2 separate regions of the Homo sapiens genome follow, and region 1 is linked to region 2. A link is an interaction called in ENCODE POLR2A ChIA-PET data of the cell type or tissue named here. Cell type or tissue: OCI-LY7. All regions are shown on one strand. Links, peaks and the distances in the headings refer to the core of each region. The heading gives the core; the rest is flanking DNA. Region 1 holds the start of GHET1 (gastric carcinoma proliferation enhancing transcript 1). Region 2 overlaps LOC124901766 (a long non-coding RNA gene).

Region 1 (16,590 bases), core at 2,989-10,988, 430 kb before region 2:
CCACTATGCCCGGCTAATTTTGTATTTTTAGTAGAGGCGGGGTTTCTCCATGTTTGTCCGGCTGGTCTCAAACTCCCGACCTCATGTGATCTGCACACCTCGGCCTCCCAAAGCACTGGGAATACAGGTGTGAGCCACCCCACCCGGCCCAGAGAACAGCTTTGTCTCTTTCGAGAGAGAGGTGCACCCAAATGGGACCTCCAGACCTCAGTGGAGTGCACCGGATTTTATAGGCAGGCTTGAGGAGGCGGTGTCTGATTTACCAGGGACCCAAAGATGGGTTGGACCAGGTGTGACATCTACATAGCATGAGAGGAAGCTGGGACTACAGGCACCCACCGCCATGCCCGGCTAATTTTTTTTTTGTATTTTTAGTAGAGACGGGGTTTTGCCATGTTAGCCAGGATGGTCTCGATCTCCTGACCTCGTGATCCGCCTGCCTCGGCCTCCCAAAGTGCTGAGACTACAGGCGTGAGCTACTGCGCCCGGCCATGAGTATGTTCTTTAGTGGTGATTTGTGAGATTTCGGTGTGCACCCATCACCAGAGCAATATACACTGAAATCAATTTTTAGCCTTTTAATCCTCATCCCCTTCCTACCCTTTCCCCCACAAAGTCCCAAAGTCCATTGTATCATTTTTATGCCTTGGCATCCTCAGAGCTTATTTCCCACTATAAGTGAGAACATACAATGTTTGGTTTTCCATTCCTGAGTTACTTCACTTAGAATAATAGTCTCCAATCTCATCCAGGTTGCGGCAAATGCCATTAATTCACTCCTTTTTATGGCTGAGTAGTATTCCATTGTATATATATGCCACAGTTTCTTTTTTCTTTTTTTTCTTTCTTTTTTTTTTTTTTTTTTTTTTTTTTTTTTTTTTTTTTTTGAGACAGAGTCTTGCTCTGTTGCCAGGCTGGAGTACAGTGGTGTGATCTTGGCTCACTGCAACCTTCGCCTCCCAGGTTCAAGCGATTCTCCTGCCTCAGCCTCTTAAGTAGCTGAGACTACAGGTGCACGCCACCACACTCGGCTAATTTTTGTATTTTTAGTAGAGACAGGCTTTGACCATGTTGGCCAGGATGGTCTCAAACTCTTGACCTCGTGATCCGCCTGCCTCAGCCTCCCAAAGTGCTGGGATTACAGGCGTGAGCCACGGCGCCCAGCCCTATGCCACAGTTTCTCTATCCATTTGTTGGTTGATGGGCATTTGGGCTGGTTCCATATTTTTGCAATTGCGAATTGTGCTGCTACAAACATGCATGTGCAAGCATCTTTTTCATATAATGACTTTTTTTTTCCCCTCTGGGTAGATATCCAGTAGTGGGATTGCTGGATCAAATGGTAGATCTACTTTTAGTTCTTTAAGGAATCTCCACACTGTTTTCCATAGTGGTTGTACTACTTTACATTCCCACCAGCAGTGTAGAAGTGTTCGCTTTTCACCATATCAACACCAACATCTATTATTTTTTTGATTTTTTTTTTATTATGGCCATTCTTGCAGGAGTAATGTGGTATTGCATTGTGGTTTTGATTTGCATTTCCCTGATCATTAGTGATATTGAGCACTTTTTCATATGTTTGTTGGCCATTTGTATATCTTCTTTTGAGAATTGTCTATTCATGTCCTTAGGCCAGTTTTTGATGGGATTGTTTTTTTCTTGCTAATTTGAGTTCCTCGTAGATTCTGGATGTTAGTCCTTTGTCGGATGTATAGATTGGGAAGATTTTCTCCCACTCTGTGGGTTGTCTGTTTACTCTGCTTACTGTTCCTTTTGCCGTGCAAAAGGACAGCTAACATTCTTATAGTTTCTTTTTTTAATGTGCCAGTAAACTCTATGTGGCTTCTCAGTTAATCTTCCCAACACCCTATAAGATAGATACTTCGATTATGACCATTTTCTAGATGGAGAAACTGAGGCTCAAGCAAGGTAAGTGACTTGACCAGAGATAGCTAGCTAGTAGCTGGTGAAAACTAGGACTCAAGCTGAGATAATGTGGCTGCAGCCCGTGCTGTTCATCTCTAATGCCTGCCGGATTCTCACTGCATATCATGACACCTATTGGGGCATCAGTCAATTTGATTAGTCAGCTTCAGTGTCTTCATTTGTGGGGTTGTTGGAAACAGATGAGACAGGATCTGGCTGAGAAACAGCCCCAGAAACCTCCTCTCCCAGAATGGCACCAACCCCCCTTCCCTGCCTCTGAGCCTGGCCACTGGGTGGACTTCCAGTCCACATAGTAGACTAGATCACCCCCAGTGCATGCAAAGGCAGAGTGAAAGGTATAAACAACTTAGTCAAATCAAGCTGTACAATGAAAAACAAAAGGAAATAAAACTATTCTGGCGCACACCTTTTTCTTATTAATTTCAAGTTGGCTGCCAATGTTTACCTGCTTTGTTCTTAAAATAATCCATTCTAGAATTTTGCTAGAGAGCAACATCGTTTAGAGATTGTCATTTATGAAACTCTCACTCTCATTTTCCCCTCTTTTGAAATTAGGACAACATCTACCCATGTCTAGTTTTCTGGGGTTATTCATTCTCCTCAATGGCATTCATTCATTCATTCACTCAACACATTTACATAGCACCTGCTGTGTCCCAGATACTGTGCTAGGTACCAGAAGGAGTCAAACATAGTCAATGATTCTGCTTTTCCATTGGCTTGGGGCATCCAGGAACACATTTTCTCAGGCTTGGAGATGTGAACTCCAATGGGCAGCTGCCTGCCCTTCCCCTCCCCTTGCCTGCACCTTTACAGTAAGGTCTACTCGCCGCTGCAGCAGGAAGATCCTCCATTAGGAGTAAAACAGAGCTGTGAATTCGGCTGCCCCAGGAACAGCCCGATCCTTGTTGCTCCAGACACATCCCTACTGTCTTTTTGCTGTTCTTTGCTTTCGGCATGAGTTTCAGGTCTTTCAGAGCTTTGCCTCTGACACTTTCACAGAAATCTTTTCCACCCGCCTTTTCTTAGTCATCTTTACTTCGGACTTCCTGCTTCTGCCTTTTGTCCCTGTAGATTCTGAAGTCCTCAGGAACAATCCAAGATCTTCTGGTGTTTCAGATGCTTCCCCTTCACGTTCCTTAGGTGGTGGTTTCTGTTCTATCAGTTGGGGTTTAAGGAGGAGGCAGGGATCTTGGGCAGTGGGAGAAGCACCTCTGTAGGGAGCTGACTGCCAAGATGGGAAAGTGTCAGCCTCCAGGTAGTGGCGCTTGCTGGGATTTACCGACGCTGGAAGCACAGACTTTATCTGTAGGGCTCACAGTTTCCTCCAGGTCCCACAGAGCTGTCCGGAGGGTCACACAGCAAACAGATAAAGGAGGCCAGCGCAGATTGGGCGGCTCTCTGGTACCTTGCGGTGGCTGAGCCACTCAAGACAAACCGGGGGAAAGACGCCCTGATGACGAAATGCTAATTTTGCATATCTCTTTCCCAGGATGCTTAGCAACACGTCTGATTCTTGTTATTCAGTACGTTTTTCCAGCTATTGATAAATAGATGTGCCAGGGAATTCTTAGAGTATATATATATCATTAATATTGTAAATATAGTCATCAGTAAACTGAAACCAGAATATCACTGTAAGGGGAAAATGAACAAATTTGGGGGCTTTAAATAGTTCAAACAGTAGGAGGACTTATTGGCTGGTCCGAAGGTAGTGAGTTATCTCAATTGATTGTTCACAGTCAGTTACAGATCGAACTCCTTGTTCTACTCTTTCCCCCCTTCTCACTACTGCACTTGACTAGTCTTTTACGAGAGTTTCCACTCTCCTGGCATCCCTCGTTTCTTGTTTTCATCTCAATTTTAAAATGTTGAAAGTCAGCATCATTAAATAAAGCATGGAATACAGGGGGAAAACGAAGTACTATTCTTTTCTTCCAGAAACAAACAGTAAATTTGGGAAAACCCATCACAGACAAGAAGGAAAAAGAAAACAAAAATCAAATAAATAGTAATAGATACTACGGACCAATTATTGGTAAAGATGGTATAGTATGTCCTAAGAGATCAAAGACAGGAAATGGGATGAGGGTGAATAGGGGTTTTTCTTTTTCTTGTACTTTTTCTTTTCTTTTCTTTCTTTTTTTTTTTTTTTTTTTTTTTTTTTGAGACAGGCTGGAGTCTCTGTCACCCAGGCTGGAGTGCAGTGGTGTGATCTCGGCTCACTGCAACCTCCGCCTCGTGGGTCCAAGCGATTATCTTGCCTTAGCCTCCTGAGTAGCTGGGACTATAGGCGCGCGCCACCACGCCTGGCTAATTTTTCTATTTTTGTAAAGACCGAAGTTTCGCCATGTTGGCCAGGCTGGTCTTGAACTCCTAACCTCAAGTGATCCTCCTGCCTCAACCTCCCAAAGTGCTGGGATTACAGGCGTGAGCCACCGCGCACGGCCAGGATTTTTTTAATGTTTTAATATCAGTAGGATTAAGGACTGGTATTTGATGATACAACACTCAATGGACAAAATTAAGAGGCATTTCAAAGTCGACAATCCAGTTAAGTTTTGAAGCTAAGAGATGTGAACATTTTCAGAGAGAAAGTATTTTGGAGGAAGACAAACCAAGTCCAAGAGTTTGAAAATAGAGAAGGCGGAAGAGGGCAGAGTACATTGCGGGATGCTCACCACGTGAGGCACCAGAGCCACTTTCTAATCCTGGTTCAGCCCTTAGGTTCTTATGTAGCCTTTAGAAAGCCACGCAGCTGCCTCCTCATCAGAAACAAAGGGTCATTACACTGATCTTCCTTCCCTCTTCGCTACATGGAAGTATACATTCCTAACAGCCTCGAGGCAAAGTGTTGTTTGATGAGATTGTGGTGGTGTTGCAGTACAGTGTGACTGCCACAAATGTGTATACAACAAAAGAATATTTAAATTTTTCTTATAGGTGAAAGTAACCCAAGGCACCTTGAGGGCACATGTGGGTTTCCCAAGAGCTTCCCTGTGGGGTTTTTTGTTTTTTTTTTTTCTTTCTGAGACGGAGTTTCGCTCTTGTTCCCCAGGCTGGAGCACAATGGCGCGATCTCGGCTCACTGCAACCTCCGCTTCCCAGGTTCAAGCGATTCTCCTGCCTCAGCCTCCCGAGTAGCTGGGATTACAGGCATGTGCCACCACGCCCAGCTAATTTTTTGTATTTTAGTGGAGACGGGGTTCCTCCATGTTGGTCAGGCTGGTCTCGAACTCCCGACCTCAGGTGGTCCGCCAACCTCGGGCTCCAAAGTGCTGGGAATACAGGCAAAAACCACCACACCCGGCCTTGAATTGTAATTCTCAGGTGTTGAGGGGGAACCTGGTGAGAGGTAACTGAATCAGGAAGTCAAGACTTAAGGGTCTCCTCAATCTAAGTCCCGAGGCTTTTCCCGTACAGCTAGCTTGCTGCTTCTTCAATAATAGATATGCCTTAATTACAGTGATTGTTCAAGCCAACTGATGTTGCTATGATCACGTACCAGCTATGAACACAGGACTGTCACTGTATCTCAGGAATAATGGCAATTAAATGATATTGCAAGAGAGTAACAGTCTATTGGCCATAGTCACCATTTGATATTTGCAAAGGAATACATTTGTATTGTGTTTTATAAGGTACAGGGTATTTTCATATGACCTATTTCATTTAATATTCTTTGCAGTCCAGTTAAATTAGTATGACAGACATTATCATTTTACAAATGAAGAAACTGAGGTTCTGAGAGAGATCACATAAGCAGCCGAGAGTCAGCCACTGAGTTCATTGCTTGCAGAGCCAGAATAACCTTTCTTCCCCAAAAGTATTCTCTCTGCTACCCCGCAAAGAAAAACCAGCAATCAAACAATGTCAACAAAGCCATGAAACCAATTGCTGTACTATTCCAGTCAGTGGAAACATTGCTAAAAACTAAAAGATAGATGGATGGATAGTTAGGAGGGAGGGAGAGAGAGAGAAAAAAGTATGTAGTTGATGGTGGAATAACTGTTAATATGGACACTACGAAACTAACACGAGAGCAGAGTCAATTTCTCTGACTTTAGGTTGATTTCATTCCACAGATATGAGACTGCACAATTCTATCAGTCTTGATGACATATGTATCCTATCTCCAGAAACTTCCTAACCAGATAATATCTGCAAAGCAATAATGAATGCCCAGTGCAACTATAAGGCCAGCTCAGAGTAATATGATAACTTGAGGAAGAAAAGAGTTTGGCATTAGTTCTTTCCTAAGACGTATTTGAATAAGATAGGATTGTCAGATAAAATACAGGATGCCTGGTCAAATTTGAACAATAGTGTAAATAGATTTTTAGCATAAGTATGTCCCAAATATTGCACACTATATCCTACTGTCATTGCACAGACAGTAGTTTGAAGCCAAAATAATTTTGATTTGCAAAAGCGCGGCATTTGCGAAGAGAAAGGGGATATTTTCCAATACCAAAATCTTTATGTTTTACAAGAAAAGCAAAGCTTGGTGGATCCAGGTTTAGAGATAATACCATGAACCATCGTGTCCGAGGTGAGCAGTTTCCCCACCACACAGTAAAGAGGAAAGCTTCGTGTCTGCATCATTTCTAGGTTAACAGCTTGGGATTTTCTTCATCTTTGATCTTGCTAATACTGTATTAACACAGACAAGCTTAAGCACAGATGTGCAAAGTGTTTTACTTTTCAGTGTGAAATAGAATCATGCTATGTACATTACTTTGCAATTTGAAAAGCTTGCTCTCTTACCACTGCACTCTGCGGACCTTTGCCCTCTCCTGGATCCCTCTTCTTCATGCCTGACACCGTGGATAAGGAGGTGCGTGAGACATGGTTCATTCCTTAGGTCACCTAAACCTATGGTTCTCCTTATTCTCAAGGTACAATTCAGAGACGAGGGGACCTCCCTTTTCAACACGGAGCATGCCAGGCTCCTAAAAACACTTAATGTGCTCTGTCCACTAGTCATCTTCACTGGCAAGTAGTGGTGTGCTTAAGAAAAACCTTCAGGCAGGATCTTGGCTGTTCTGTATTGGGGAACAGAAAATGCTTTCCCACCCCAAAACCACAGCAAAAGGCTAGTCAAGTGAAGCAGTGGGAGTGGAGAAGGAACAAAGAAATCTGTAACTGGTTGTGATCAATTAGTTGTAAACACCACTGCACTCGGACCAGCCGAAACACAAAGGCACGCTGCTACTTATATAAGCCTCGAAAGTTCCATCTCTACCATAGTTACGGTGACTATTCACAGGAGCTAAAAAAAAGGAAGAGTATAAATACACCCCAAATAGAAAGCAAATGTTTAAAAAATAAAACTGTTAAACACATAGACTTTGTAAGAAAAAGGTCCTTCTCTCTTCAGTGACATTAAAGGAGCTCGGGCAACCCTGCTCAAAGCATTGTGGGTGATTTGCATGGAAACCCTGCATCAGCCACATCCATCAAAGACTCCCACGGTGCCCCCGGCGGGGCCTCAGTCTCACAGGGCCAGGACGTCTAGAGCGGGAGGGGACGTCCTCTTAAGAAGGAAGAGGCAACCCGCCGCGGGGGTGGGGCCGGGCGGGCGGGGGCCCCTTGGAATTCAGTGGCCCCCCCGGGATCAGGGGTCCCCGCGGTTCGGTGGTCCCGGACCCCACGCAGGGCTGGCGCGGCCCCCCACGCCCGCGCCCCCACCCCCGGTTCCCCGTGGAGGGGGAGCGTGTGTCCTGCGAGGAGCCCTGCAGCCCGGCGTCCCCTCCCCTTTTCCTTCCCAACGACCCTCTTTAAAAATGAATGAATGAATGTATGAATGAATGAAGTCCCAGATTCTGGTGTCACCCACGATGCTTTTCTTGAGCTTTCCAAGGTTTGTTTTGTTTTGTTTGAGCTCTTTAGGAAGCTTTCCTGGCGGTTTCGCCATAGTCCTGCGCTCCTGTTACCAAGTGGTTTTGTTTCAAAGCGGCTGCACTGGGGACCTTGAGCTATTCTGGAAGGAGGTTAGGAACCCCACTCTAAACAGAAAGGGAAACATTCGGTCCGTGGAAGCTAACATTTTAAAATACATAATTAGCAATTATCTTTTTAAAAAGTGACGCCGTGGAGGAATGAGGCGCACAGAGCCTCGGAGAGACTCCCGGGGGCTGAACGCGCACCTGGCTTCTCAGCAGGGGCAGCCTGGGCCCCCAGCCCTGGGCCGCACAGCGGGTCCCAGGAGCTGCCGGGTGGGGCAGGACCCGACACGAAGGGCGAGGGGAGCGCAGCCTCGGGGGTCTTTGCCTTTCCAGGCTCTGCAGTGGGGGCCCGACCCCTTGACCCCCAGAGCGGGTCATTTTGAACAATCCTCTTACTACAAAATTATTTTCAGTAAAACGCATGAAATAATCAGTATGTATCACTGGATTTTGCGATTAGTCCATTAATTTTAAAAGAAGCAATTAACAATTTAAAAAAGAAGATATGTCCATTTTAAAGTTTTTTTTTTTCAAATTTAGAAAAAGATTTCATGTTATGAAATGAACTTTCCACCTACCAAGTATTATATCTTGTGTTCCCTGCGTAAAGGCTGTGTGTTTTCACTTTTACATTAAACACACTTAAATTTTCTTTCCTTTTTTTCTTTTTTTGAGACAGGGTCTCCTCGCTCTGTCGCCCAGGCTGGAGTGCAATGGCACGATCTCTACTCACTACAACCTCTGCCTCCCGGGTTCAAGCGATTCTGCCGCCTCAGCCTCCGGAGTAGCTGGGAATACAGGCACCCGCCACCATGCCTGGCTAATTTTTTGGTAATTTTAGTAGAGACGGGATTTCACCATGTTAGCCAGGCTAGTCTCGAACTCCTGACCTCAGATGATCTACCCGCCTTGGCCTCCCAAAGTGCTGAGATTACAGGTGTGAGCCACCATGCCCGGCCTTAAATTGATTTTTAAAATATAAAATTTTGGCCGGACCGGTGGCTCCTGCCTGTAATCACAGCACTTTGGGAGGCCGAGGCGAACCGATCATCTGAGGTCAGGAGTTCGAGACCAGCCTGGCCAACATGGTAAAACCCCGTCTCTACTAAAATACAAAAATTAGCCGGGTGTGGTGGCAGATGCCTGTAATCCCAGATGCTCGGGAGGCTGAGACATGAAAATCGCTTGCGCCAGGAGGTGGAAGTTGCAGTGAGCCGAGATCGTGATACTGCACTCCAGCCTGGGTGACAGAATGAGACGCTCTCTCTCTCTCTCTCACATACACACAATCAATTTAAATCCCATTGTTCCAGAGCCGTTTGTTAATCTGTTCTCTGCTGTGCTGCCATTGCCTCTTTGTGAAACATCACTTGACTACCCTTATGTGTGCCAGTTTGTGGGTTCCCTATTCTGTTGCATTGATCTATCTGTTCTTTCACTAATACCACACTGTCTTGATTACTGTAGCTTTATACAGTCCATCTTGAGGTTGGGTAGGGTCAGTCCTGTGACTTTGTTCTGCTTCAACGTTGTTGGCTATTCTGGGTCTTTCAGCTTGTCCATGGCAACTGTTTCATTTAATTTCTCTTTCTGATATTAGTGATTTGTGTATTCTCTCTTTTTCGTCTTTGTCAGCCTGGCCGGAGGCTGATCTTCTCTACTGATTTCCTGTTTTTTAAGTTAATTGATTTCTGCTCTAATTTTTATTAGTTCTTTTCTTCTGCTTACTTTGGATTTAATTTGCTTTTCTTTTTCTAGCTTCTTAAGGTGGGAACCTAGAATATGGACTATAGATCTTTCTTCTTTACTAATGTATGCATTTAATGCTATCAATTTTCCTCTAAACACTCTTTTTGCTGCACCCCATAAATGGGATGTATTTTCATTTTTTATTTAGTTCTAAATATGTTATTTAGAAGTGTTGGCGGGGTGTGGTGGCTCACGCCTGTAATCCCAGCACTTTGGGAGGCTGAGGCGGGTGGATCACAAGGTCAGGAGTTCAAGATCAGCCTGGCCAAGATGGTGAAATCCCGTCTCTACTAAAAATACCAAAAGTTAGCCGGGAGCGGTGGCAGGCGCCTATAATCGCAGCTACTTGGGAGGCTGAGGCAGGAGAATCGCTTGAACTCGGAGAGTGGAGGTTGCAGTGAGCCGAGATCATGCCACTGTACTCCAGCCTGGGTGACAGAGTGAGACTCCGTATCAAAAAAAAAAAAAAAAAAAGAAAAAGAAGTGTTAATATGGGCTGGGCTTGGTGGCTCACACCTGTAATTCCAGCACTTTGGGAGACTGAGGTGGGCAGATTACCTGAGGTCAGGAGTTCGAGACTGGCTTGGCCAACATGGCGAAATCCTATCTCTACTAAAAATACAAAAATTAGCAAGGCATGATGGTGGCTGGGTGACTGAGGCACCAGAATCTCTCCATCCCGGGAGATGGAGGTTGCAGTGATCCGAGATCACTCCACTGCACTCCAGCCTGGGCGACAGAGCAAGACTGTCTTAAAAAAAAATTATATATATATGGTTTGGCTTTGCGTTCCCACCCAAATTTCATCTTGAAAAAAATTTTTTTTCTTTTTTTTTGAGACGGAGTTTTGCTCTTGTTGCCCAGGCTGGAGTGCAATGGTGTGATCTGCAACCTCCTTCTCCTGGATTCAAGTGATTCTCCTGCCTCAGCCTCCCCTGTAGCTGGGATTACAGGTGCCCACCACCGTGCCCAGCTAATTTTTGTATTTTTAGTAGTGATGGGGTTTCACTGTGTTGGCCAGGCTGGTCTCGAGCTCCTGACCTCAGGTGGTCCACCCGCCTCAGCCTCCCAAAGTGCTGGGAATACAGACATAAGCCACCGCACCCAGCTTTGAATTGTAATCCTCAGGTGTTGAGGAAGGAACCTGGTGAGAGGTAATTGAAACATGGAGGTGGTTTCCCGCGTGCTATTCTCGTGATAGTGAGTGAGTTTCACGAGATCTGATGGTTTTATAAGTGTTTCTTTGGTAGTTCCTCTCCTGCTTGTTGTGGTCTCTCTAGTGCTGTTTTATGAAGAAGGTGCTTGCTGCTTCTTCCGCCGTGATTATAAATTTCCTGAGGCCTCCTCAGCCATGAGAACTGTGAGTCAATTAAACCTCTTTCCTTTATAAATTACCCAGTTTTGGGACAGAGTTTTTTTGCTTTTGTTGCCCAGGCTGGAGTGCAATGGAGCGATCTCAGCTCACTGCAACCTCTGCCTCCCAGGTTCAAGCGATTCTCCTGCCTCAGCTTCCCAAGTAGCTGGGATTACAGGCATGCACCACCACGACCAGCTAATTTTTGTATTTTTAGTAGAGATGGGTTTTCACCACGTTGGTCAGGAAGTCCTGACCTCCAGTGATCTGCTTGCCTCAGCCTCCCAAAGTGCTGGGATTACAGGCATGAGCCACAGTGCCTGGTCTCTTTTTTTTTTGAGATGGAGTTTTGCTCTTGTTGCCCAAGCTAGAGTGCAATGGCACAGTCTCGGCTCACTGCAACCTCTGCCTCCCAAGTTCAAACGATTCTCCTGCCTCAACCTCCCAAGTAGCTGGGATTACAGGTGCCTGCCGCCACACCCGGCTAATTTTTTGTAATTTTTAGTAGAGATGGGGTTTCACCGTGTTGGCCAGGTTGGTCTTGAACTCCTGACCTCAGGTGATCTGCCCTCCTTGGCCTCCCAAAGAGCTGTGATTACAGGCTTGAGCCACTGCACCTGGTGGGGAAATTCATTATAGCAGTGTGAGAACGGACTAATACAAGTTTATTGTTTAACCCTCAAATATTTGGGGATTTTCCAGATATTGTTCTGTTATTGATTTCTAGTTTAATTCCATGTGGTCTGAGAGCAGATGTTGTATGATTTCTATTTTTTTAGACTTGTTGAGGCATAAACGTACCTTTTATTGCCCGGAATATCGTCTATCTTGGTGAGTGTTCCGTGTGAACTTGAGAAGAAAGTATATTCTGCCGTTGTTGGATGAAGTAGTCTACAGATGTCAAATGGTAGTTTATTACTAACCATGTGAGTCCTGGGGAACCTAAAGGAACTCACTCTTCAAACAAATGTTTTAACTGAGTCTGCACGTCGTGTTGGCTTGAGAGTTCTCCAAATTAACTCTCATGTAGTCATATGATGCGTAGTAAAGGGAAGACTTAAAATGTGCTCATTCCAATCCTACATGTATATGACTGAAATCCAGGGGCAACTGCAGCAACATTTTAGAATTTAGACCAATAGAGGCTTTGGGGGAGGAGCCTTTTCTTGTTGGCATTGTTTAAAATTGCCAGGGCATCGCCATGAAAATCATGAAAAGCCAGCCACCTTCTAGTTGGTTTCTGATTGTTTTAGGTCTTCTCTGACAGCTCCCTGCCCTGTGCGGGGTGATAAGCCAGACACCCCAGCAAGTTCCCTCCTGGAATGATTATTATTACTCTCTCCTGGGATTCCCAGGCCCCAGGGAGAGCCGTTTGTTCTGTTGTTTTTCAGTCTGAGCCTGGGGTCTGAATGATGCGGCTCACAGCCACCTGGGCCCTGATGTGGGGACAAGTCCCTCTCCCTTCCTCAGGTGGCTGTTAATGGGACACTTCATCTTACTCCCTTTCTGCTGTCCGATCCCAGTAGATCCCAAGCAGCTGCAAGGCTGCCCTTCCCCGCCTCTCCACATCCTCTAATCTCCGATTTTCCTGCAATTCCCTGAAGTTCCCCTCCCGCGGAAGCGCACGTCCTCATTCCTCAGCTGTGCTGTACCCACCTCCTGTAACTCCATTGGAGGACATATTTCATTCCTCTGTCCTGCCTGTATGGAGTAGGCTCCTGAATTGGCCCAGAATTTGGGGAGGAATGTTGGGTATTTCTTCCCATACTCATCATCAACAACTCATGTTTTTGTACCCACCCCTCAAATAATGATGATGGGTTTGACATGAGCTACTGAGGGTCTTAGCGATACTGGTAAAAGGATCTCCTTTCTAAAGAAAAAAAAATTTTTAGTTAACATATTATGTATAATAATAATAACAGGTATAAAATCATTCTATATAAATATAAAATTATTGAACATAAAATGATAGAAATATGAGTTTGAAATCACTATAAATTAAAAACTCAAAATCACCAAAACACGATAATTTTTATTTGTATTATTTATTTTTTTATTTTATTGAGACGGAGTCTCACTCTGTCACCCAGGCTGGAGTGCGGTGGCGCTATCTCGGCTCACTGCTACCTCTGCGGCCCAGGTTCAAGAGATTCTCGTGCCTCAGCCCCCCGAGTAGCTGGGACTACAGGCACGTGCCACCACGCTGGGCTAATTTTTGTATTTTTAGTAGAGACGGGGTTTCACCATGTTGGTCAAGCTGGTCTCGAACTCCTGACTTCGTCATCCGCCCACCTTGGCCTCCCAAAGTGCTGGGATTACAGGCGTGAGCCACCGTGCCTGGCCAATTTTTTTTTTTTTTTTTTTAATTTATTGAGACTGAGTCTCGCTCTGTCGCCCAGGCTGGAGTGCAGTGGCATGATCTCGGCTCACTGCAACATCCACCTCCTGGGTTCAAGCGATTCTCCTGCCTCAGCTTTCTGAGTAGCTGGGATTACAGGCATGTGCCACCACACCCGGCTGATTTTTGTATTTTTAGTAGGGATGGTGTTTCACCATGTTGGCCTGGCTGGTCTCGAACTCCTGAATTCAGGTGATCCACCTGTCTTGGCCTCCCAAAGTGCTGGGATTACAGTCGTGAGCCACCACACCCAGCCAGGTTCTCTAGTTTGAATGGCCCCTTCCACAAACAGGGTAGTCTGTGTGAAGGCTTACATTTTGAAAATAAGTCCTCCACTGCCTCTGCTCCAATACACACAGCCCTTCAGTTTGAGATAGAGAGATGTCCAGACAACCCAAGAACAACTTTGGCAGAGCCTGAGGAGGTCCATGTTGTAACTAACTGCTTTGTTTGCAGAGTCTCGGAGGCTTTAGATAATTTACTGTATAACTACTGAGCTTCTTGGGTTTTTTTTTTTTTGAGACAGAGTCTCCCTCTGTCACCCAGGCTGGAGTGCAGTGGCACGATCTCAGCTCACTGCAAGCTCTGCCTCCCGGGTTCAAGCGATTCTCCTGCTTCAGCTTCCCAAGTAGCTGGGACTACAGGCACGCATCGCCACACCAAGCTAATTTTTGTATTTTTAGTAGAGACAGGGTTTCACCATGTTGGCCAGGATGGTTTCGATCTCTTGACCTCGTGATCCGCCCGCAGAGTGCTGGGATTACAGGCCTGAGCCAGCAGGGGTTTCGTTTTTCACCTGGATAAATGCAACTTCCCTTTTTCTGCATCTCAATGCCTGGCCCTCCGCACTGCAGACACTCCTCCTGGAGCCTCTCCACACTGCAGGGCCATGACAAAGGCAGGGAGGCAGTCCCTCTGCTCAAGTACCAGAGGCTGAACCCGTCCCATGGCAAGGCCCATGCTTCTCCAGGACAATGCACTCTAGTTAGAGATGAGAGGCGTGACCTCCCAGCCTCTAGACCTGGTCCTTGGAGGGGCTTAGAAGATCCTAGCACTCCTTGTATTTTATAAAAAATCTTCTGTCTCCTCCTCATGTGCATGTGTTTTCCTGGAAAGAAGATCCACAGCTGTCATCAGATTCCCAAAGGAGCCTCTGAGTTGGTCATGAACTTCACTCTAGCTAATATAAGCAGAAGGGATCAACACTGCCCAAAGCCTGGCGCAGGTCTGGGCCTTTGAGAGAGCTCATGCCCCTGCCCAGCTTCAGGAGATCCTCGGCTGCCAGGAGGCAGTTATGGCCATGAATCCCTGCTCTCTGCTCCAGTCTGTCCCAGCAAAATGTAAGCCTCATCCTGCCAGCCCCCACCCCATCTGATTAGAAATTCAAGTCTTGCAGTGAGTTAGTGCATCTAAGAGGCTGAACCTACATCACCTCCAGACCCAGCTGCAGGGCCTTCTGGGAAATGTGGTTTTTAGCTTTGTCCACCTCCTTGGTACTGAAAAGAAAGCTGGATGCTGAAAAGCATAACCATGGCATCTGTCACCTGCTGTCAGTCACAATTTTACACCACTTAAAAATTAACCCCGGTCAGGCACCATGGCTCACGCCTGTAATCCCAATACTTTGGGAGGCCAAGGCAGGCAGATCACCTGAGGTCAGGAGTTCAAGACCAGCCTGACCAACATGGTGAAATCCCATATCTACTAAAAATACAAAAATTTTCCGGGCTTGATGGCACATGCCTGTAATTCCAGCTACTTGGAAAGCTGAAGCAGGAGAATCGCTTGAACCCGGGAGGCGGAGGTTGCAGTGAGCTGAGATTGCGCCACTGTACTCCAGTGTGGAGTGAGACTCTGTCTCAAAAAATAATAATAATAATAATAATTAAAAAACCCCACTGTTCCCTGATATCTGTTGCAATCCCTTTCTAATGGTAGAGCTGCTACATTACTGACTTTTACAGTGATTGTTTCACTGACACCTCCATTCAATGATCCTGCAAATCTGGGATGTGGCGTGAAGGATTCCATGGCTAAGCTAGGATCAAACCCAGGTCTGTCCAATTCCAAAAAGCCTGTGCTAAGCCCACTAGAGCTTCCTTGTGTGCTGCAGAGAATGTGCCCAAAATACCTTCTCCACTTCATCCTGACCCCTCAAATCAGCCATGCCCTGCCACCCCCACTTTGGCATGAAATAAACATTCTAGCTTGCTACAAATCCATTACTCAAGCAGTAGGTGGCCAGCAAAGACCAGAGGGAGCGCCCATAGCTTCTGCCAGCCTCTTCTCTAGGCACAGAAATTGCCACCTAAGTTGTCCTTAAACAAACAAGAATGCATTTTAACTAAGTATAAAGAATATGTATGTAGAGTGAGACTCTGTCTAAAAAAAAAAAAAACAAAAGTTTTTTCCAGCTTGTATTTTGAATTTGAATCCAAAATAAGACCCATCCACTGTAATTGGTTAATGTGTTTCCTTTTGTTTGTTTGTTTGAGACGTAGTCTCACTCTGTCACCCAGGCTGGAGTGCAGTGGTGCGATCTTAGCTCACTGCAACCTCCGCCTCTTGGGTTCAAGTGATTCTTGTGCCTCAGCCTCCCTAATAGCTGGGACTACAGGTGCATGCCACCACACCCGGGTAATTTTTGTGTTTTTAATGGAGACAGAGTTTCACCATGTTGCCCAGGCTGGTCTTGAACTCCTGGGCTCAAGCGATCCAACCACCTTGGCCTCCCAAACTTTGGGATTACAGGCGTGAACCCCCGCGCCCGGCCCAGTTAATGTATTTCTTAAAACCTTTTTTTTAGTTAAGATATAACTCACATATAAAAGTCACCCTTAAAAGTATACAATTCAGCCAGCCACAGTGGCTCATGCCTGTAATCCCAGCACTTTGGGAGGCCGAGGCGGGTACATCACCTGACGTTTGGAGTTTGAGACCAGCCTGGCCAACATGGTGAAACCCCATCTCTACTGAAAATACAAAAATTATCTGGGCATGGTGGCTCATGCCTCTAATCTCAGCTACTCGGGAGGCTGAGGCAGGAGAATCACTTGAACCCAGGTGGCAGAGGCTGCAGTGAGATCACGCCACTGCACTTATGTTTAGCATATTCAGAAGATTCTGCAACCATCACCCACTATCTAATTCCAGAACGTTTTCATCACCCCAGAATGAAATCTCTGTGT
Region 2 (16,590 bases), core at 4,479-12,478:
TCATCTGATCTTGTGGCCCCACCTGGAAACTGACTCAGCACAAGAAGAGAGCTTCGACTCCCTGTGATTTCATCCCTGGCCAATCAGCACTCCTGGCTCACTGGCTTCCTCCCACCCACCAAGTTGTCCTTAAAAACTCTGCTCCCCGAATGCTTGGGGAGACTGATTTGTCTTTTCTGACTGTGTTTTTTGCTTTTTAACATGCCTCGTAATTTTTTTGATGATACCCAGTTATGATGTATCAGGTACAAGGAACTGAGGTAGGAACTGGGACTTTCAGTTTTATGAAACTCTGGCTAGAAAGTGGCTGTTTGCTGTTTGCTTCTAGTTGGACATGTCAGAGGTTAAAATAATCTCTGATACTCTTATTTTTGTCTCTCCTATTGTCTTTGGGTTTCCTCTGGGACTTTTTCCTAAATAGGGTCTGAGGCTTGTAATTCTTTCAGCTGTAATCTCCTGCTGATGTGATGGGAAGGTGTCGGGGAGGGGAGGTGTTCTATCCCTTTAGGATTAGGCCTTGGCCTTTTAGTGAGCCTGTGCCCCCGGGTTGTCTTCTCAGCACCCCTTTGCCCTCCCTCTCCCCTTCAGGCAAGACAGGAAGGTGAGATGGGGCTGGAGTTGGGTATTTCCCTTCCCTCAGGTTGATTAGACTCTGGTAAAACCCAAAGGGGCTGGGCTCTGGTAAGGTAGTTTTCCTTGAGGGCAGGGTTTTGTTAAGGAGAACAGAATCTCTTGGGCATACAGTTGATTCTTGCTTAGGGGCACTGACACCCCCCTTCCCCCTGCACAGTCAAAAATTCAAGCATAAGTTTTGACTCCTCCACAACTTAACTACTAATAGCTTACTGTTGACTGGAAGCCTGAAGGATAACATAAACAGTTGATTAACAAATATTTTGTACATTATATGTATTATATGCTATATTCTTACAATAAAGTAAGATAGAGATGATAAAATATTAAGAAAATCACTGCTGGGTACAGTGGCTGACACCTGTGATCCCAGCACTTTGGGGGGCCAAGGCAGGTAGATTGCTAGATCCCAGGAGTTCAAGACCAGCTTGGGCAACATGGTGAAACCCTATCTCTGCAAAAAATACAAAAATTAGCTGTATGTGATGGTGTGTGCCTGTAGTCTCAGCTACTCAGGAGGCTGAGGCAGGAGGATTGATTGAGGCTGGGAGGTCAAGGCTGCAGTGAGCTGTGATCAGTGCCACTGTACTCCAGCCTGGGCAATAGAGAAAGACCCTGTCTCAAAAAAAAAATAATAATAATAGAAAGAAAACTGGGAGTGGATCATCATAAAAGTCTTCATCCTCTAAGTCTTCATGTTTAGCAGACCGAGGAGGGGGAACAGAATGGTGATATGGTTTGTGTCCCCACCCAAATCTCATCTCAAACTGTAATCCTCAGATGTTGGAGGAGGGGCCTGGTGGGAAGTGACTGGATCATGGGGGCAGATTTCCCCCTTGCTGTTCTCAGGATAGTGAGTGACTTCTCCTGAGATCTGGTGGTTTTTAAAGTGTGTCACTTCTCCCCTCACTCTTGGGAGATGTGCTTGCTTCCCCTTCACCTTCCGCCATGACTAAGTTTCCTAAGGCCTTCCAGCCATGCTTCTGTACAGCCTGCGCAACTGTGAGTCAATTAAACCTCTCTTCTTCATAAATTACCCAGTCTCAGGTAGTTCTTTATAACAGTATGAGAACGGGATAATAGAGAAGGGATGGTCTTACTGTCTCAGGGGTGGTAAAGGAGGAAGAAAATCTGTATATAAGTGGACCCTTGCAGTTCAAACCTGTGTTGTTCAAGGTCAACTGTATTTCAAATAGTTACTTTTTCCCCTCACCTGACTGAAGTGTGAGGGACTTTTCCCTGATCTTCACTAGAGAAACTCCTGGAAGTGAAACTCATGAAAATGTCCTCCCCACCCCAAGACTGAGTCTCCAGAGTTTTAACTCTCCTGCAAGTTCATGCTGAGTCTCCAGAAGTTTATCAACTGCAGTTCAAGTGCTCCTACCAGCACTGGCTCCAGCCTAGGGCTCCTGCTTCTGGACTTCTGTTCCTGCTAAGCTGTGATTATTGGTATCCTCTTCTTTTTCTAGCTTCTGGACCAGCAGCTTGCCCCGTGACGTCTGTTCTCTGATGAATGTAAGAGGGGTTGTTGGTTTTCATTTTGTTCAGCTTTTATCTTGTTTTGAGAATGGTGGTGGTGACTTCCAAGCCCTTATATGTGGAAGAAAGTAGGAAGCCCTTGTGGTTCTGTTAGCTCTACTGTCCTGGAAATCTGTGAAATGGATCGTGGGTCCTTCACACTTCGCAGCCCGAATGTTTGAATGGCTTCTTTCTTTGTAATGACATGTAAAATATGATATGAATGATACAAATTAACTTTTGTTCCCTCTGTTTTTTGGAACATTAGAAACAACCCCAAAGGCCATGATGCAAATGGCAAAACAGCTTATAGGAAATCACACACAATTTGTATGTGGCAGGTCCAGGATTCAAACCTGGTCAGTCTGACTCCAGAGTCCAGGCAGTTAATCAGAAAGTGTCCAGTCTCCTAAATATAGCTCAACTACCTTATCTTTTAGTTAGAGCTGGGAATATACATGTAGTGTTATCTTGCTCTGTTGTTGGTGATAATTTTGATCACTTGGTTAAGGTGGTTCTACCAGATTTCTCTAGTCATTGTTTTTTGAAATATTTATTCCCATATTTTATTATATATGTAGATGTATATATATACAGATACATATATATATATATATATTTTTCCTTCTGGCCCTCCTATTAAGATTCTATTGCTTCTACTTCTGCATCTTTAGTTCTTTCTTTGTAGTTTAAAGCTCTATTTTTCTCTGTTGCTTTATCAAATTATTAAAAATGTCTTCATCTGATCGTCCAATTTACTAATTTGTTCTTCAGTAGTAAGCATCCAACTATTTATCACATCTATTGTTTTTGTTACTTAAAATATTATTTTTATACATAAATTTCTAGTTGATTCTGTTTTCCTTGCTTCTTATTTTTGTATCATATTAGTAATATCATCACTTACAGGGCTAGCACACTGTACAACTCAAAGGTAGCATTCTCCAGGAATGCAGTGTGACTGGTGCCTCAGGAGTTGTGCAATGAGGTAGCTCTGAGTCCCTGATATCCTTAAGCATTTTTATCATGCTTATTTAAATTTCTTGGTCTACCTTTAGATGAAACATGTTGTTTCATCTGTTGTCTTTCTTTTATTGTTATACTTAGGGAAGTAGTTACTTTGGCTGAGGGTTTTTTTTTTTTCTTCCTTTGGAATTATCAACTACTCTTTCAGGTAATATATGTGGCTCTAGTCTGTATCAAGATATGTCATAATACAGTAGGAGTGTGGAGAGAAAGGGACTGGAAGGGTGATTTCCTCCTGTTTGGACACTACAGTATGAACATCACCATGGCCTAAGCTGTCCTCACCAATGTCTGTAGCGAAGGGTTAGACATGATGGTCCCAAGGCATTTAGAGAGAGAGGCAAGAATGGAACATGGAAAGCTGTTCTCCAACCTGTCCTCCCACTGTCTCTTCCAATGCACTCTGCCTCCTCAGACCTCTCTCATACACATTGATTCAAGACTAAGTTCAGTGTTTTCTCTTATTTTTTTTTTCCTTCTGTAGCACATGTTTCTATAATTTCTCCAGGGTTAATTTTGGGGGAGAGAGCCAGCACTTAGCTAAATATATCTAAGTTTGCCATCTTAGCGGGATAGAAACTAACTCATATATCTAGTTCAAGAAACCATTTGATAAGTTCCTAAGAAATTTATGTATAACATAAATAAAATGGACACAAATACTAAGATTTTTGTAGGCAGAATTTCAAAGATGTGCCCTCAAGATTTCTGTCCCCTTGTTATTCAATCAAACCCTAATCTAGGCACTGGTACGAAGGGGCTTTGCTGATGTAGTTAAGGTTACTAATCAGTTGACTTTACAATAGTGAGATTATCCTGGATTATTCAGGCTGGCCAAATGTCAGTGCATGAGCCCTTAAAAGCAGAAGAGGAAGGAGGAAGAGTAGGTTAGAGAGATACAGCAGGAAGAAGAGGTGAAGGGAGATTAGGTTAGAGAGATACGAAACATGAGAAAGACATGACCTACCAACATTGGCTTTGAAGATGGGTGAAGGGGGCTGTGAGCTAGGGAACCTGGTGGTCTTTTGAATGACTGGGAGCATGACTTCCAGCCAACAGCCAGCAAGGAAATGGAGACCTCAGTCCTACAATCACAAGGAACTGAATTCGACCAACAACCTGAATGAGCTTGAAACAGATTTATTTCCAGAGCCTCCAGATAAAAGCCCCTCTGGCTGACACCTTGGCTTTAGCTTTGTAATACCTGAAGCAGGAAAACCAGCTGAATTTACCCAGATTTCTGACCTACAGAATTGTGAGATAATACATTTATATTTTAAGCTGCTAAATTTGTGATAATTTGTTATAGCAGCTATAGAAAAGCAAAACAAAGATTTACATGTAATGGAGTGCCTTGGCTGAAATCTTACTTTGATATTTTTGAAACCTCCAGGTGAGTTGGAAAAAAAACCCCACAACCTAATGAAAAATGGTGTAATAGTGCAACAGGGCTTGCTCATCCCTGCCTCTCCCAGCACAAACAGAGGTGGCAGGCAGTCACAAAGATAGCTCAACAAAGATGAATGCACAATTAAGAATAACCAAACTTTGAGATGAGCCCCATGATAAAAGAGAAAAAACAAATTCAGCCAATATAGTCTTATCCCTAAAAAAGCAAAATTAATGAAGCAATCAGAATAGGACTTTTGATATATCTCATATAGCCAGAGAGGTAAGAGAAAGTATTGTGTTATGAAAATAGTATCAAGCGATTATGAAACAAGGACATTTCAGTAAGGAAAATATAGTCAGTTCTGCTATAAAGTGACATACGCACTCCTAAAAATCAAAGTACTATGTAAAATCGTGTAACAAAAACCACCAGGCCTATGGGGAAGAAGGGAATAGGGCACAACACTAAAAATGTTGACCCTTAAAAATGCTCCTATCTAAAAAAAGTTAGAACCCCAAGAAAAAAATGGTGACACAGTTTTACACATGCTAACTTGTTAAGAAATATATAAATACCACAACAAATATGGCACATTACTTTAAAAAAGACCTAAAGGTTGTGTGTAGAAGTGGGCATTGGAAAGGGTGTGAGTGGTGGAAGGAGGGTTATTTGAATTAGGATGGAAAGTTGTAACACCAGCTGTGGAAGGATGTGGCTCATAACACATGTGGTATACTAAGGTAGCTGGTTGATGTTTGAGAGAGCTGTGTGCACATGAATTTTGTGTATTACTATGTAGGTCAGTTGGGTGCATTTTTTTATGGTTCGGTTTCTGTATTTTGTGGACTAAATCTCACATCAGCACACAAATCACATTATGTCTAATTGGTCCTTAATATGTCAATTGTATCAGAACAAACTCACATTTTTAAAAAAGTGATAAAGCAGAATAATTGTAACTTAAACAAAACTCTTTAGTCAGTTAATTCAGGAGTTAAGAGTTAAAACAACAACAACAAACTATAGTTAGTAATTTGAGAGCTCAGACGATTTACAATTTTTAGATATTCATTGAAGGAATTCTTGGGGCTCCAATAAGAAGAATAATGAATCCAGGGGGAAATAGTGAGATACAGGAAACTATTGGTCAACAAAAACAACAACAAAAAACCCAAAACCCACAACATTTTTTTTATTAAATACGATTTTATTATTTATAAATTGAAAAAAATATTGAACCTAACACCTAACATCCCAGACCACATCACTATGAAAGTCACAGGAAATGGAGGTAATGGAGGAGGGCCAGGGAAGGTAGAATAAAAGTGAACTGATTCTCTTCTTGCCTGGAGGTTGGAAGTAGAGTAAGATAGAAATTAATTGACTGTAGGTTTTGTTATAAAATATTAAATTTAAGGATAACCTGAGAAAAATAGTAAAATAATGTAAACTTATCAATTAATAGTGAAAAAAAAGAACAAAGGAAAGCTAATTAAAAGCAGGAAAGAAGAGAATAAAAAAAGAAAGCACTCCCCACCTTTTTTTCCCAACATGGTGGATTGGAAGCTTTCAGCATGCCTCAGCCACTTGGAAATAGCAAGATGGTGCACAAAGATCAACTCTGTGAGTTTAATTCAAGAAGAAAAATGGAAATCCACCAGAATCATGAAGGACGCCCCAGATCCTGTGGAGGAGAATACTGGTAAACAGCCTCCATGATGGCATCCCACTGATTAAAGTTAGTGAAGCCCCCATGTGTGAGAGAGGCAGAGAACCTCCCTCTATGACTCACCTTTCCACCGGGGATCTCAGCAATCCAGGCTGAGGGAGAGCACTTTCATTCTTCCAAGCCCTGGAGCTAATGTGGGGACAGTGTTGTAGATGCTGAGGACAGACACCAGACAAAGCTATAGACATTTTTCCAGACCCAGGATCAAGAGCAGGACACCATTTTTAATCTGGAGGCATACAAAGTCAGCCATTATTTGGCGACCTAACAGCATAGTCATGCAGGAATTTTAGTCTTGGGCCGGAGATTGGAGCACCTCCTCTAGAGCAGGGTAGGAACCTCTACAGTCAGAACTGTGGAAAGCTCCTCAGCAGTAGGTTCTGGGATTGTGCTCTCTTCCAACACAAGTCTCCGGTGGGAGGAGAGCTTCTACAGCTGTAGTTTCTCCTGGGCAGTGAGACTTGTAGCTAGGGCCAGGTTGGTGACCACCTTGGTGGTCTGTGTGTGCCATTACTGTGTGCCCCAACTGCTCCTTTGAGATCATGGTGCAGTGGGGCCCTCTTTGCTTCACCCCTAGGCAGAAATCCAGGCACTCGGAGCACTTGCTTGTCTGGATCAGCCTGAGCCATATCCTTCATGGGCAGAAACCCTGGTACAAGGGGGCCCTCTCTGTTCCACACCCAGGCAGATCTCCAGGCATCTGGAGCACCTACTCTCCTGGATTAGGAATTTAGGCTGCCTCCATCTCTGTGCAGAGAACTTGGGGTCAAGGAAGTTTCCCAACTCCCTGCCTAGGCAAGCCTTTGGGCACTTGGCAACAGCTTACTGGATTCTCAGTTAGCACTGGTGCTTGTGCCTGCCATCAGGGACCGTAGGTGGACCTGCCTGGTCTGGCTTCACCAGTGTTGGCTCCCTACCCCCGCCCATGAAGGGGCTGAGCAGGGAGTCAGACCATTGTGCACTCCACAAATCAGCGCATTACCTGAGGCAACAGAGAAACTTCTCCCAGTAAACAAGGATCAAGTATATACCCAGTCATGTTGGCAGCAGCAGGCTCTTACCTATAAGTGCCATCTACAGCTTGTAGGTCAAACTGCATAGTCCAATATAAAACCTGCTGACAGAAGTGCATAGGGCTGTAGAAGCAAAGCCAAATGACCTCACCAAGCATTCTCTATAGTCACACCCACTAAAGAGTGGAGGGTGGGGGAGAAAGAAAGAAAAGAGTAGTAACAACAAAAAAATAACATTATGGGGGAAAAAAGAAAAAAAATCCTACCTTCATGAAAATAATTACAAAAATTAGAAGTGCCAGCATCTCTAGATAAGGAATCAATATAAAAATTCTGGCACCATCAAAAATCCGAATGTGGTGACACCACCAAAGGATCACACTAGCTTTCCAGCGATGGTCCCTAACTAAAATGGAAATGAAGAAATAGCTAATAAATTCAAAGCATGAATTACGAGGAAGCTCAATGAGATCCAAGACAAGGTTAATAATCAATATGAAGAAACTTCTAAAGCAATCCAGTAAATGATGGAAGAGGTAAACATCCTAAAAAGAAATCAGAGCTTCTGGAATTGAAAAACTCACTTAAGGAATTTCAAAATACAGTGGAAAGCTTTGTCAATAGACTGGACTGAGCAGAAGAATTTGAGAACTTGAAGACCGGTCTTTCAAATTAATTCAGTCAGACAAAAATAAAGAAAAAAGAATTTAAAAAAATGAACAATGTTCAAGAAATATGGGATTTTGTAAAGCAACCAAACATACAAATTATTGGCCTTCCTGAGAGAGAAGAAAAAGCAAACAACCTGGAAAACACATTTGAGGGAATAATTAAAGAAAAATTTTCTCATTTTGTTAGAGAGCTTGATATCCAGATACCAGAAATTCAGAGAAAACCTGCGAGGTACTATACAAAATGAACATCACCAAGGCATACTTGGTCACCCGACTGTCCAAAGACAATACTAAAGAAAAAAATCTTAAAGGCAGCTAGATAAAAAGGTTAGGTCACATACAAAAGGAATCCCATCAGGCTAACAGCAGACTTCTCAGCAGAAAGCTTACAAGCCAGGAGAGGTTGGGAACCTATATTCAGCATTCTTAAAGACCAGAAATTTCAAAAAAGAATTTCATATATTGTTAAACTAAGCTTCACAAGTGAAGGATAAATAAAATATTTTCCAGCAAGCCAGCCCTGAGGGAATTTGTTACCACTAGGTCAGCATCACAGAGGTCCTTAAGGGAGCTGTAAATGTGAAAATGAAAGAACGGGTGGGCCATGGTGGCTGGTGCCTATGATCCCAGCACTTTGGGAGGCCGAGGCGGATGAATCACTTGAGGTCAGGAATTCAAGACCAGCCTGGCCAACACAGTAAAACCTTGTTTCTACTAAAAATACAAAAATTAGCTGAGTGTGGTGGTGTGTGCCTCTAGTCCCAGCTACTTGAGGGCTGAAGCATGAGAATTGTTTCAACCCGTGAGGCAGAGGTTGCAGTGAGCTGAGATGGCACCACTGCACTTCAGCCTGGGTGACAGAGCAAGACTCTGTCTCAAAAAAAAAAAAAAAAAGGAAAAAGGAAAAAAAAGAAAATGAAAGAATGCTACCTGTTACCACAAAAACACACTTAGGTATGTAGCCCACAGACCCTAGAAAGCAACCACATGATAGAAACTACAAAGCAAGCCAGATAACAACTTCACAATAGGATCAAAACCTCAGATATCAATATTAACCTAGAATGTAAATGGTCTAAACGCCCCAGTTAAAAGGCATCAAGTGGCAAGTTGGATAAAAAACAAGACCATCCATCTGCTGTTTTCTTTTTCTTTTTTTTTTTTTTTTCCTAGATGGAGTCTTGCTCTGTTGCCCAGGCTGGAGTGCAGTGGCAAGAACTCGGCTCACTGCAACCTCCGCCTCCTGAGCTCAAGCAATTCTCCTACCTCAGCTTCCCGAGTAGCTGGGATTACAGGTGTGCACCACCATGCCTGGTTAATTTTTGTATTTTTAGTAGAGATGGGGTTTCACCATGTTGGCCAGGCTGCTTTCGAACTGGCTGGTCTCAAACTCCTGACTTCATGATCCGCCCACCTTGGCCTCCCAAAGTGCTGGGATTACAGGTGTGAGCCAACACACCCGGCCACCATCTGCTGTTTTCAACAGACTCATCTCACATGTAATGACACCCATAGGCTCCAAGTAAAGGATTGGAGAAAGGTCTACCATGCAAATGGAAAGCAAAAAAGAACAGGGGTTGCTATTCTTATATCAGATAAAACAGACTTTAAACCAACAACAGTAAAAAAGGACAAACAGAAGGTCATTACATAATGATGAAGCATTCAATTCAACAAGAAGACTTAGCTATCCTAAATATATATGCACCCAACATTGTTGTACCCAGATTCATAAAACAACTACTTCTAAACCTATGAAAAGACGTAGCCACACAATATTAGTGGGGGGGCTTCAACACCTCTCTGACAGTGTTAGAAAGATCATTGAGGGCTGGGCACAGTGGCTCACAGCTGTAATCCCAGCACTTTGGGAGGCCGAGGCGGGCGGATCACGAGGTCAGGAGATCAAGACCATTCTAGCTAACACAGTGAAACTCTGTCTCTACTAAAAATACAAAAATTAGCCGGGCGTGGTGGCAGGCACTTGTAGTCCCAGCTACTCGGGAGGCTGAAGCAGGAGAATGGCGTGAACCCAGGAGGCAGAACTTGCAGTGAGCGGAGATCTTGCCACTGCACTCTAGCCTGGGTGACAGAGCGAGACTCCGTCTTAAAAAAAAAAAAAAAAAGATCATTGAGGCAGAAAACTAACAAAGAAATTCTAGACTTATTAAATTTTACACTTGACCAATTGTACCTAATAGACATCTACAGAATACTTCACTCATAAACCACAGGATACATATTCTTCTCATCTGGGCACAGAATGTACTGCAAGATTGACCACACACTTGGCCATAAAGCAAGTCTAATCAATTCAAAAAAACTGAAACCATACCAATTGTACACTTGAACCACAGAGGAATAAAAATAGTTATCAATACCAAGAAGATTTCTCAAAAGCAGAATTACATGGAAATTAAACAACTTGCTAATATTTGACTTTTGGGTAAAAACAAAATTAAGGCAGAAATCAAAAAGTTATTTGAAATAAATGAAAACAGAGACACAGCATACCAAAATCTCTGGAATGCAGCAAAAGCAGTGTTAAGACGAAAGTTTATAGTGCTAAACGCCTACCTCAAAAAGTTAGCAATATCTCAAATTAATAACCTAACATCACACCAGAGGAGCTGGAAAGGTAAGAACAAACTAACCCCAAAGCTGGCAGAAGAAAAGAAATAACTAAAATCAGAGCACCACTGAATGAAATTGAGACCCCCCAAAATCCATCCAAAGAATCCATGAAACCAAAAATTGGTGTTTTGAAAGGATAAGCAAGATTGACAGACTGTTAGCCAAAGAATAAAAAAGAGAGAAGATCCAAATAAGTACAATTGGAAATGACAAAGGTGACATTACAACTGATCCCACAGAAATGTAAAAGATCCTCGGAGACTATTATGAACACCTCTGTGATCACAAAGTAGAAAATCTAGAGGCAATGGATTAATTCCCGCAAACATACAACCTTCTTCCCAGTTTCAGGAAGAAATTGAAACCCTGAACAAAATATTGAGTTCTGAAACTGAAGCAGTAATAAAAAAAAACCAAAGGAAAAAAAAAAAGCCCCAGACCACTTAGATTCACAGCCCAATTCCACCAGACATACAAAGAAAAGCTAGTTCCAATTCTACTGAAACTATTCCAAAAAAATTGAGGAGGAGGGACTCCTCCTTAACTCATTCTACAAAGCCAGCATCACCCTGATACCAAAACCTGGCAAAGACACAACAAAAAAAAGAAAGCTACAGGCCAATGTCCCTGATGAACATACATGGAAAAATCCTCAACAAAATACTGTAAACTGAATCCAACAACACATCAAAAAGTTAATTTATGCTGCTTAATGTCTTTAACTGGTGGGTGATTAAGGGTGGAAGTGGTCCGGATATTCTAAAATTTGCTAATTATTAGGAGAGAAATGACAGAAGGCACAGTAAGAGTTGCCTTTATGTTCTCTTATTCTGAAAATATATATCAAAGTCTCCCTGTGTGCTAGGCACTGTGGTAGGACTTCAAGTATGTTCTTCATTCACAGTAAAAACAACTTCCTGAAAAAAAGAGTTAATTCATTATGATCAAGTACGCTTCATTTCTGGGATGGAAGTTGGGTTCAACATAACGTAAATCAAGAAATGTGATTCACCACATAAACAAAATTGAAAATGAAAAATCCATGTGATCATCTCAATAGATGCACAAGAAGCTTTTGATAAAGTCCAACATCCCTTCATGATGGAAACCCTCAAGAAACTAGGTATTGAAGGAATATGCCTCAAAATAATAAGAGCTATCTATGACAAACCCACTGTCAGCATCATACTAAATGGGCAAAAACTGGAAGCATTTCCCTTGAGAACTGAAACAAATCAAGGATGCCCAGTCTCACCACTCCTATTCAACACAATACTGGAAGTGCTAGCCAGAGCAATCAGGCAAGAGAAAGAAGTAAAAAGCACCCAAATAGAAAGAAAGGCAAACTATCTCTCTTGGTAGATGATATGATCCTATACCTAGAAAACCCTAAAGACAGTACCAAAAGGCCCCTGGAACTGATAAACGACTTCAGCAAAGTTTCAGGATATAAAATCAATATACAAAAACTTGTCCCTTTTCTATACACCAATAACATTTAAGCTGAGAGCCAAATCAAGAACACAATCCCATTTACAATGGCCACAAAAAATAAAATACTTAGCAATACATCTAACCAAGGAGGTGGAAGATCTCTACAAGGAGAACTACAAAGCACTGCTAAAAGAAATCATAGATGACACAAACAAATAGAAAAACATCCATCCTCATGGATTAGAAGAATTAATATTGTTAAAATGGCCATAAGTGCCCAAAGCAGTTTACAAATTCAACACTATTCATATCAAACTACCGATGTCATTTTTCCACAAAACTCAAAGAAAACTAGTCTAAAATTAATATGGAACCAAAAAAGAGGCTGAATGGCCAAAGCAATCCTAAGCAAAAAGAACAAAGCCGGAGCTATCACATTACCCAGCTTTGTACTGAAAGGCTATAGTAACGAAAACAGAATGATACTGGTACAAAAACAGACACATACACCAATGGAACAGAATAGAGAACCTAGAAATAAAGTTGCACACCTACAGCCATCTGATCTTTGGCAGGTACAAAGACAAAAGATGGGGAGAGTACTCCCGGTTGAATAAATGGTGCTGGGGTAGCTGGCTATCCATGTACAGAAGATTCAGACTACACCCCTACTTTTCACTATATACAAAAATTAACTCAAGATGGATTAAAAATTTAAATGTAAGACCTCAAACTATAGGAATCCTAGAAGAAAACCTGGGAAACACCATTCTGGACATCAGCCTTGGGAAAGAATTTATAGCTGTGTCCTCAAAAGCAATTGCAACAAAGACAAAAATTGACAAGTGAGATATAATTAAACTAAACAGGTTCTGCAGAGCAAAAAAACTATCAACAGAGTAAATAGACAGCCTACAGAATGGGAGAAAATGTTTGCAAACTACATATCCCACAAAGGCCTAATATCCAGAATCTGTGAGTAACCTAAACAATTGAACAAGCAAAAAACAAAACCACATCAAAAAATGGGCAAAGAACTTGAATAGACACTTCTTAAGAGAAGACATACAAGCAGCCAGCAAACATGAAAAAACACTCCATATCACAAATCATCAGAGAAATGCAAATCAAAACCACAGTGAGATCCACTTCACACCAATCAGAATGGCTATGATTAAAAAGTCAAAAAACAACAGATGCTGATGAGGCTGTGGAGAAAAGGGAACACATAGACACTGTTGGTGGGAATGTAAATTAGTTCAGCCACTGTGAAAAGTAATTTGGAGATTTCTCAAAAACTTAAAACAGAACTACCATTTGATCCAGCAATCCCATTACTGGTTATATATCCAAAAGAAAACAAATCATTCTACCAAAGAGACACATGTACTGGTATGTTTGTTGCAGCACTATTCACAATAGCAAAGACATGAAACCAACCTAAGTGCCCATGAAAAAGGATGAAATCATGTCCTTTGCAGCAATATGGGTGCAGCTGGAGGCCATTATCCTAAGTTAATTCAAGAAGGAACAGAAAACCAAATACTATGTGTTTTCACTTATAAGTGGGAGCTAAACATTGGGTATGCAGGGACATAAAGATGGCAACAATAGAAACTGGGGACTACTGGAGGGGAATGGGAGTGAGTGGGGCAAGGGTTGAAAAAACTAACTCTTGGGTACTGTGCTCAGTACCTGGGTGACAGGATCACTCATACCCCAAACCTCAGCATCATGCAATATACCCAGGTGACAAACCTGCACATGTACTGGCTGAATCTAAAATAAAAGTTGGGACAAAAAAAATCACTTGCTATATGTAAAAAAAAAAAAAAAAAAAAAAAAAAAAAAAAGGTACTGAAAATAGGAAATGTAAAATAGGATTAGAAGGAGCAAGATCCTAGTAAATAACAAATCAATATATTTGTTAAAAAATATGAATGTGATAATTATGCCTATGAAAGGCAAAAAATCTCAGATAAATAAAAAATAAATTAACCATGTGACATTTAGAAATAATACTCTTAATGAAGATGACATAGGAAGACTGAAAATAAGGAGGAGAAAAATAATGAAAATATTACCAAAATGAAAAGCCACACAGATATATTGATATCAGATATAATTCAAAGCAAAAAGGGACAAGAAGGAATATTTCATACTGATGAGAGAGGCAATCTAACAAGAAGATATAACAATCATAAACATTTATGTACTCAATAACATAGCTTCAAAGTACAGAAAGGAAAAACTGATGGAACTACCAGGGGAAACTGACAAAGCCAATGAGAATATTTAACAGTGCTCTCAGAAACTGATAAATCATGCAAGCCAAACATCAGTGAGTATATAGAGAATTTAAGTAATACAGATAACAAGCCTGGTCAAATAAGATTCTCTGTACCCAGCAAACAGAGAATACACATTCTTATCAAATACAACAAAGTAGTTACAGATATTGACCACGTATTAGGCCACAAAAATAGTCATCAAATTCCAAAAATTGATATCATATAGCCCGTATGGCCTGAACTCAGGAGGGAAGGCTGAGTACATGGGTACAGCTGTAATAAAAGTAGTTTGCAGGTGTTGTATTTTTTAAATTTTAAAAATCTATTTTATATTTTATTTTAAATTGACTTACAGTAAAATTCACTGTTTGTGACGTGCAGTTGTGTAGGTTTTGACAGTGATGTACCCACCATCACAGTCATGCTACAGAACAATTCCATCACTCCAAAAACTCTATCATGCTATCCCTTTGATGTCATCCTGTTCCCCAACTCCAATCCCTGGTAACCATTGATCTAAGCGCCTATCTAATAGTTTTGCCTTTTCCAGGATATCATATCAAGAAAATCATAAAATATGTGGCCTTTTAGATCTGACTTTTTTAACTAAATGCATTTGAGATTGCCTGTTGTTGCAAGAATAATCTGTTCTTTGTATTGCTGAGTAGCATTTTATGAAATAGATGTACCATAGTTTTGTTTATGAAAGACATCTTGGTTGCTTCCAGTTTTTAGTGATCATGGATAAAACGAATACAAACATTTACCTATAGGTTCTCGTGTTAACATACATTTCCATTTCTCTTAGGATACTTCAGAGTGGGATTGTTGAGTCATATAGTAAGTGTATGCTTAACTTTATAAAAAAACTATACAAAACCAGACTGATATCCAGGTGTGGTACCATTTTGCATTCTCACTGGTAATGTATGATTTCCAGTTGTTCTGCATCCTCGTCAGCACTAGCTGTCATTTATTTCCATAGCCATTCTAGTAGGTGTGTAGTGATATCTCGTGATTTTAATTTGCATTTCCCTGATGATTATACTGAATATCTTTTCATTTGCTTATTTGCCATTCATATATTTCCATGGTGAAGAGTACATTCAGGTTTTTTGCCCATTAAAAAAAAATAAACTTTAGGTGTTCTCTTATTGTTGAGTTCTGAGAGAGCTCTTTTTTGGGGTACAAGTCCTCTGCTAGAAATGGATGTTTTACTCTGATGGCTGCAATTTTCTCAGAGCAGTATGAAGCAAGAGTGAGGATGAGGTGGGAAGTGTAGGAAGTTTAAGGAGTAAGAAAAAAATATAAAATAGCCTTCTGAGGCAGAAGGGAAGTGAACAGATTAGGGATGCACGCTATGATTGCCTGGTGGCATTAGGGCCCTCTTGAGCCTTGTGTTGGTATAGTTAAGCTGGGACCAGTCACCATGGGCATTTTTTTTTTCCAGCCATGATTAGTTGCATGAGTGGAGGGATGAAATAGGTAGAGGAATGGTTTTATCTAGGGCTTTAGTTTTGCCAAGTACGTATAAGAAAACAGAAGTGGAGGAAGGGAGTTGAAAGGACATGAAAGGAATAAATTACGGTGACTGACCATAGAATCTAAGTGGAGTCAGAATGGAAGAGAACAAGGATGAGGGACAGTGAAAAGGGGTTAGGATCAATAGACTGGAGGTTCCAGCATAGCCAAAGGATTGTGGGGGTTGGGCACAAGAGGGAGGGAAACGGGGAGGCAGAAGACAGTTGTCTGAGGGAAAATGCTTGCTGTCCAGGAAATGTCAAGGTTGCAGTTCCCAGTAATGACTGGGGCATGGTCATAGATATGAGTGTGCCTGAGTTGGGTGGGAAATTCCAATGGGAAAAAAAAATCTCAGAAAGAAGACAGCTCAAGAAACCGTGAGGCCAGAGTCACTGTAGTAGTGAAGAGAGTGGCAGTGAGCCAAGAGCTAAGTTAAGGGGAGTGACCTCGAGGTCAGTAGGTGACAGTGGCAATAGATGAAGTGATGATATGAAAGTCAAAACTTTTTTTTTTTTTTTTGAGATGGAGTTTCACTCTTGTTGCCCAGGCTGGAGTGCAATGGCACGATCTCGGCTCACTGCAACCTCCACCTCCTGGGTTCAAGCGATTCTCCTGTCTCAGCCTCCCGAATAGCTGGGATTACAGGCATGTGCTACCATGCCTGGCTAATTTTGTATTTTTAGTAGAGACAGGGTTTCTCCATGTTGGTCAGGCTGGTCTCGAA

Evidence for each region. Peaks named below come from ENCODE experiments on the same cell type or tissue, not always from the same donor. Only the 100,000 strongest peaks of a DNase experiment are listed, where the experiment ranks them.
Region 1: POLR2A ChIA-PET joins it to region 2 with 21 read pairs; 3 of 35 experiments call an interaction of 5 or more read pairs at or near these places.

What each region holds. Positions count from the first base shown.
Region 1 is chr7:148,974,307-148,990,896 of GRCh38, reverse strand. It overlaps GHET1 (gastric carcinoma proliferation enhancing transcript 1), which reads right to left and starts at 3,370. Exons shown (of 1, transcript NR_130107.1): 1 at 1,468-3,370. It also overlaps RNY3 and RNY1. RefSeq lists enhancers at 3,024-3,073, 3,394-3,443, 3,011-3,511, 12,485-12,986, 13,607-14,106 and 1 more and silencers at 3,654-3,723, 7,440-7,539, 10,754-10,954. In OCI-LY7, for the core only: no CTCF peak of the experiment used is centred there; DNase peaks (open chromatin) are centred at 3,386, 7,396 and 7,976; H3K4me3 peaks cover 3,563 bases; H3K27ac peaks cover 343 bases.
Region 2 is chr7:148,547,823-148,564,412 of GRCh38, reverse strand. The region is part of intron 2 of LOC124901766 (a long non-coding RNA gene); the gene reads left to right. Among named protein-coding and RNA genes, the nearest start is that of C7orf33, 35 kb to the left of the region's middle. RefSeq lists an enhancer at 1-19. In OCI-LY7, for the core only: no CTCF peak of the experiment used is centred there; no DNase peak of the experiment used is centred there.